Linked DNA regions of Homo sapiens: region 2 is linked to region 1. Evidence: chromatin loops called from intact Hi-C (ENCODE). Cell type or tissue: heart right ventricle. All regions are shown on one strand. Links, peaks and the distances in the headings refer to the core of each region. The heading gives the core; the rest is flanking DNA. Region 1 has its middle 11 kb from the start of PDGFRA. Region 2 has its middle 8.6 kb from the start of GSX2.

Region 1 (2,909 bases), core at 183-2,682:
AGTTCAGCTCCTCCCTTATCTCTTTGAAGTTGCTGGGGCCCTGTTGCATTTTAAATCTACTCAAAAGTGCCCATAGGAGCAAGACTCACCAGTCGCAGCCACTGATGGAGTTCATGGCCACCCCTCTCCCTGCTCCTGTCCCTATGCCTTTGTTCATGCAGTTCCCTCTAGAAGAAACACACCACTGGTCGTTCTTCTCTCTCTCTCTTTTTTTTTTTTTGAGACGGAGTCTCACTCTGTCGCCCAGTCTGGAGTGCAGTGAAACGATCTCGGCTCACTGCAACTTCCATCTCCCAGGTTCAAGCGATTCTTGTGCCTCAGCCTCCCAAGTAGCTGGGACTACAGGCATGCGACACCACACCCGGCTAATTTTTATATATTTAGTAGAGACGGGGTTTCTGCATGTTGGCCAGGCTGGTCTCGAACTCCTTGCCTCAAGTGATTCGCCTGCCTCGGCCTCCCAAAGTGCTGGCAATACAGATGTGAGCCACCGCGCCCGGCCCGTTCTTCTTACTTTTTTTTTTTTTTTTTTTTTTTTAATGAGACACAGTCTCCCTCTGTCACCAGGCTGAAATGCTGTGGCTCGATCTCTGCTCACGGCAACCTCTGACTCCCTGGTTCAAGCGATTCTCCTGCCTCAGCTTCCCAAGTAGCTGGTATTACAGGCATGCGCTAGCATGTCCAGCTAATTTTTGTATTTTTAATAGAGACGGGGTTTCACCATGTTAGCCAGGATGGTCTCGAACTCCTGACCTCGTGATCCGCCCACCTCGGCCTCGCAAAGTACTGGGATAACAGGCGTGAGCCACCGCGCCTGGCCTGGTTCTTCTTACTCTTAAAGACAGCTCAGACAGCAGCCCAAGAAGCCCCCCGCCCCGCCCCCCAAATCTCTTAGTTTGGGTAAAGCGCCCCGATTCCGTGTGGTCATGGCTTTATATTTGTCCCTCTTCCTGTTCAAATAACTTGTGCGCCTATATAGGGCCTGGCCCGCGGTGGAATGGACGCGGCTGCAGCTGGAATCGCATCACTCCCTCCTCCCCTCCCCCAGCACTGACATACGAGCCCCAGTGTCCTGAGGATGACTCCAAACAGCGTCGGACCTTCAAGTGGAACCTCAGGCTTGTTAAGGAGTGGCCTGGAACTGCACCAGATTTTAGGGGTGCCTGGGGAGGCTTAGAGATGGGAGACGCCCTGACTTGGTTCCTTTCCAGAACATTTGGGAACACTTGGCTTGGTTTCAGTCACCAAATGCGGACTCGCCCAGGGTGGACTTAGTTCTGAGGTGGCCTCTTGCTCCCTCTAGTGGTTTAGAAATCACTGCAGGCGGGTTAAAGACGGGTCTGGTTTTTCTCCGAGGAGGAATCCGCATTAACCATTTAGACATCTACTGCGCAGTGAAGTCAATTCATGACTACGTTTTTGAGCAATCCAATAATTAACCAAATGCACACACAATAAGGACTTTGGACCGTCTTGTGGATCCTTGGAGGACCTTGGGTTCATTTTACAATGCAAACCTAACAGGCTGTAAGTACCCAAGGGATAATTGAAAATATGCTTTAATCAAAGGCAATCACCCTGTCATTGTCAGCCTGTGAAACATTAGCTCGTGGAGCGGGATGAGAGCACGCAGTTCTCTTATCGCTCCAAGATAACTCCACCAGGATGACAGAAAAGCATCAGATTTGGAGATGTCACCAGTCTGGAGTCTCAGTTACATTCAAATTTCATGATAGCCTATCCTTGGGGAACTGAATTGTCTCTTTTGAACAAAGACAATTTCTTAGTTGAGTGAGTTCAGTCATTTTTTGATTCAATATCAGATCATTACAGTTCCTTTGGGACATAAAAACTATCGTTTCCAGAGGCAGAGGAGTGTACTTTGCTATGTTTGTACCTGCCCTACACACAAACTTCTTATGCAACATACATTTTCTGAATGACTTAAAAATAATAGCTGAATATGGCATCTTTCTTCAGAATTGCACGAAGCTTTAAATATCACCTACTGTGGGGTGCAGCGGCGCATGCCTGTAATCCCAGCACTGGTAAGGCTGTAATGGGAGAATTAGGCTTTGATTTTCGGAGTTTGAAACCAGCCTGGGCAACATAGGGAGACACTGTTTCAATTATAAATAAATAAATATCACCTCCTCAGAGAAGATTTCCTGAGGCAGCAGACCAGCTTGGGCTTCCCACAGTGACGATGGCCTCCCACAGCACTGGGTGACCACAGAGCACTAGTCACGCCTGCCATTTAATGAGGGCCTGGTTTGTTTTCCGTCTGTCTCCTCTGTCCAAAGCTGAGCTCCGTGGTTGGTTGTTTGTCCATGACAGCATGCCAGAGTCTAGCGCAGTGCCTGGTATAAGAGGTGCTGAATAAATATTTGTCAACTGATACAATCTAGGGGGGTAAATGCTGAGGAGACAGACAGCAGAGGAGAGCTGGTGCTGTTTTTTTTTTTTTTTTTTTTGAGACAGGGTCTCACTCTGTCACCCAGGCTGAAGTGCAGTGGTGCCATCTCGGCTCATTGCAACCTCCACTTCCCAGGCTCAAGCGATTCTCCTGCCTCAGGCTCCCAAACAGCTGGGATTGCAGGAGGTCACCACCACACCTGGCTAATTTTTGTATTTTTAGTAGAGACGGAGTTTCACCATGTTGGTCAGGCTGGTCTCGAACTCCTGACCTCAGGTAATCCACCCGCCTCAGCCTCCCAAAGTGCTAGGATTACAGGCGTGAGCTACCGTGCCTGGCCTGATTCTTATCTTAGGGCTGTGAGGGAACCCTTCATTCAGATTATAAGCAGAAAAAAATACCTGATTAAAGACTCAGGAATAGTGAGGTGAAGGGCTGAGATTAGCACCCAGGTGGCCAGTGCACATCTGTAACCACAGTGCAGCGAAGAGGA
Region 2 (2,909 bases), core at 308-2,807, 130 kb before region 1:
TGTATAAATTATACACAATTTAATTATTTTATTTTATATATATATATTTTTTAGATGAAGTTTTGCTCTATGGCCCAGGCTGAAGTGCAGTGGTGCAATCTCGGCTCACTGCAACCTCCACCTCTCAGGTTCAAGAATTCTCCTGTCTCAGCCTCCCAAGTAGCTGCGGCTACAGGCGTGTACCACCACGCTGGCTAATTTTTGTATTTTTAGTAGAGATGGGGTTTCACTATATTGGCCAGGCTGGTCTCGAACTTCTAGCCTCAAGTAATCTGCCTGCCTCGGCCTGCCAAAGTGCTAGGATTATTGACATGAGCCACCACAACCGGCCTAATTTAACCTAAATCCAGAAATAATCCCTTAAATTTTGTAGCTCACAAACGCATCCTCCCTCTTTCCCCACAACATTCCATCAGACTCAGGGAACGTCATCACACATCAACGTCGTCATAGTTTGTATACTGAGTGCTAAGTATGTGCAAGGCGTTGTGCCAAGGGATGTCAGGCTTAACTCACTTAATGCTCACAACCATCCTGTGAGAAGAGGGTCATTATTATTTCCATGGTCAGAGAGAAGGTGGATTCACATCCAGGACCTCCTAAACCCAATCCCAAACTCAGTGGTGCAGTGAAAGGGTGAGGTTGGGTTGGAGATGAAATGGATTTGCACTGATTTCAATGCATCGTCTTATTACGATCAGTGTTTGTCTCATAATCTCCATGCCCCTCTGCTTGAGGACAGAGGCGACAAAACTTGTGTATGACTGGCATTTTGCAAGCTGGTTACACATTAATAAAAGGCCCAGTGGAAGTTCCAAAACAAATGAGATCTAAGCTATCTTGTTCTCACGGTTTCCCAAGCCCAAGTAGAGCCTGGCATACTATAGGCACACCATGGGTGCTCCCTGAGTACATGAACATAAAGATGATCCACAGGTGGGTGAACAATACTGGGGGCAGGTGAAAGGGAGGACCTCGAGGCAATACTGCCAGAGCCCCTCCTGCTTAGAGTGTCCAGGCTTCTACATGGGGAGACAGCGCACCCCCCAGACACTCCCGCCCACTCCTTTCTGGCTCGCTGAGTGACGCCAGTTTCAAGCCTCAGCCCACGCCAGGCTCCAGGACCAGCAGAGCGGGTCTGCGCGGACAGAGGCACTGGGCTGCGCCCGTAGCGCACCCCACCAAGAGGAAGGCGTGCCTAGTGGGGAGGCGGGGCTCCAGGGGCCGGGCACACGCAGACACACTCCTGCTCTCTCTACGCACGTTCTCACACTCTCATTCACACCGCACTCACCCTGTGCACATCCCCAGTTTCTCGTATTCCTCACATTCACACATTCATACACTCATATATTCACACACACCCATGCTCCCAAACACGCTTCACTCACACAGCTCCGCGCACAGGGATCAAAGACCACATTGGGTACAGTGTACACTGCTTGGGTGATGGGTGCACCAAAATCTCAGAAATCACCACTAAAGAACCTATCCATGTAACCTAACACCACCTGTTCCTCAAAAAACTATTGAAATAATTTAAAAATAAAAAAGGAAAAGCAATCTCATTCCCTACCCTCATTCTAATTCACTTTTCACCTCTTCACACACCATCACGCCCACGTACCTTAATCTCACTGTTGACAGTACACTTATGCTCGCGCTCATGCACACTCGCCCCCACCTCGCCTTCGCTCTTTACACGAGCTTGCGCGCAGACACACTCAAGGACTCCCTACCCACTTACACTCACGCATGCGCACAGGCGCACACGCTAACTCTGCCTCCTCACTCGCGCTCGTGCATGCGCATCCGTCGCGGAGAGGACTTTGTGCCTGGTGTGGGAGCGGGTGTTTGGTGGCCTTTGCGGATGGGCTTGTTTTGAGGCTGTGGGGTCAGTGCGATCGTTTAGATTTCCTTGGTTTCCCAGTGAGAAATAAGTTAGCCAGGAAGAGAGAGAGGCGGAGACCCAGGGAGACCGAGACTGGAGGAAGGGAGTAGGTTGAGGTTTTAGAGCCGTGGGAGCAAGAGCGCCGGGTAGGAGCTGTCGCGCAGAGAGCACCTCGCGCAGCCCCAGAGCCTGTTTGTTTACCCTCTTCCTCGGAGCGGCTTCTCCAGCGTCTCATTTCTTCTGCCTCCCTTGCCCTCGCCCAGGTGTGGGACGCGGGCGAGTGAGGACAGACTTACAACCGTCCTCGGCCGCGCAGCACAGGGTTCCCGCGCCCTGTCCCTATGCCCCGGGGACACAGGGCAGGAGGCTGAAAAAGGGACTCAGCGTTAGAAACTATGGTTGGAATTCTCCCCCTGCCACTTGCTATGTGGCCTTGGCCAGTTTACCGTTGTCTCGGAGCCTCCGTTTCCTATCTGAAATAAGGAATCATTCATTCAACAAATATTAATTGCCATCCTAATATATGTCACCTCTGGTCTGGACATTTGGCATACACTGGTGAATACATAAAACAGACCCAGTTTCTGCCCAGGAGCAGTTTGCAGTCAACAAGCATACGGATTGATTATGAAGAGGGCTTTTGAATTAAATAATAAAATATTGCTTTCATCCACTCCAAATGTTTTTCAGCGCTTACTGTGTTCTGGGCACAGGTGAATAAAAACAATCATGTTCCCTGTCCTCATTCTAATTTCAGTCCGTACATTGGACTGGCCCTCAGAACCTTTAATATGTAGGAAAACCAACCACACTAACCAACAAATGGACAGCCAACAAATAAGGAAGTAATAAAAGCACCTACCTCACAGGGTTGCTGTGAGAAATAAAGGAGGCATTAAAGTCTTCAGCCACTGCCAGGCATATAGTAGGTGTTCAATAAATGCTAGGTGTTATCAGGTGGTTAGTATTGCTTAGTGCCTAAAAGGCTCTGCCATCACTAGCTGTGTGACCTTGGTTC

What was found. Hi-C counts contacts between places; a loop is a spot of excess contacts. Peaks named below come from ENCODE experiments on the same cell type or tissue, not always from the same donor. Only the 100,000 strongest peaks of a DNase experiment are listed, where the experiment ranks them.
Region 2: a loop joins it to region 1, with 2.7 times the contacts of the local background. A loop is called at or near these places in 22 of 110 quality-filtered maps.

The regions. Positions count from the first base shown.
Region 1 is chr4:54,216,686-54,219,594 of GRCh38, forward strand. No RefSeq gene overlaps it. Among named protein-coding and RNA genes, the nearest start is that of PDGFRA, 11 kb to the right of the region's middle. In heart right ventricle, for the core only: a CTCF peak has its summit at 1,304 (motif pointing left); a DNase peak (open chromatin) is centred at 1,166; H3K4me3 peaks cover 768 bases; H3K27ac peaks cover 607 bases; H3K27me3 peaks cover 1,148 bases.
Region 2 is chr4:54,090,154-54,093,062 of GRCh38, forward strand. It overlaps a transcript of CHIC2 not described here. Among named protein-coding and RNA genes, the nearest start is that of GSX2, 8.6 kb to the right of the region's middle. RefSeq lists a silencer at 1,185-1,284 and an enhancer at 2,871-2,909. In heart right ventricle, for the core only: no CTCF peak of the experiment used is centred there; DNase peaks (open chromatin) are centred at 1,168, 1,768 and 1,995; H3K4me3 peaks cover 1,501 bases; H3K27ac peaks cover 1,004 bases; H3K27me3 peaks cover 808 bases.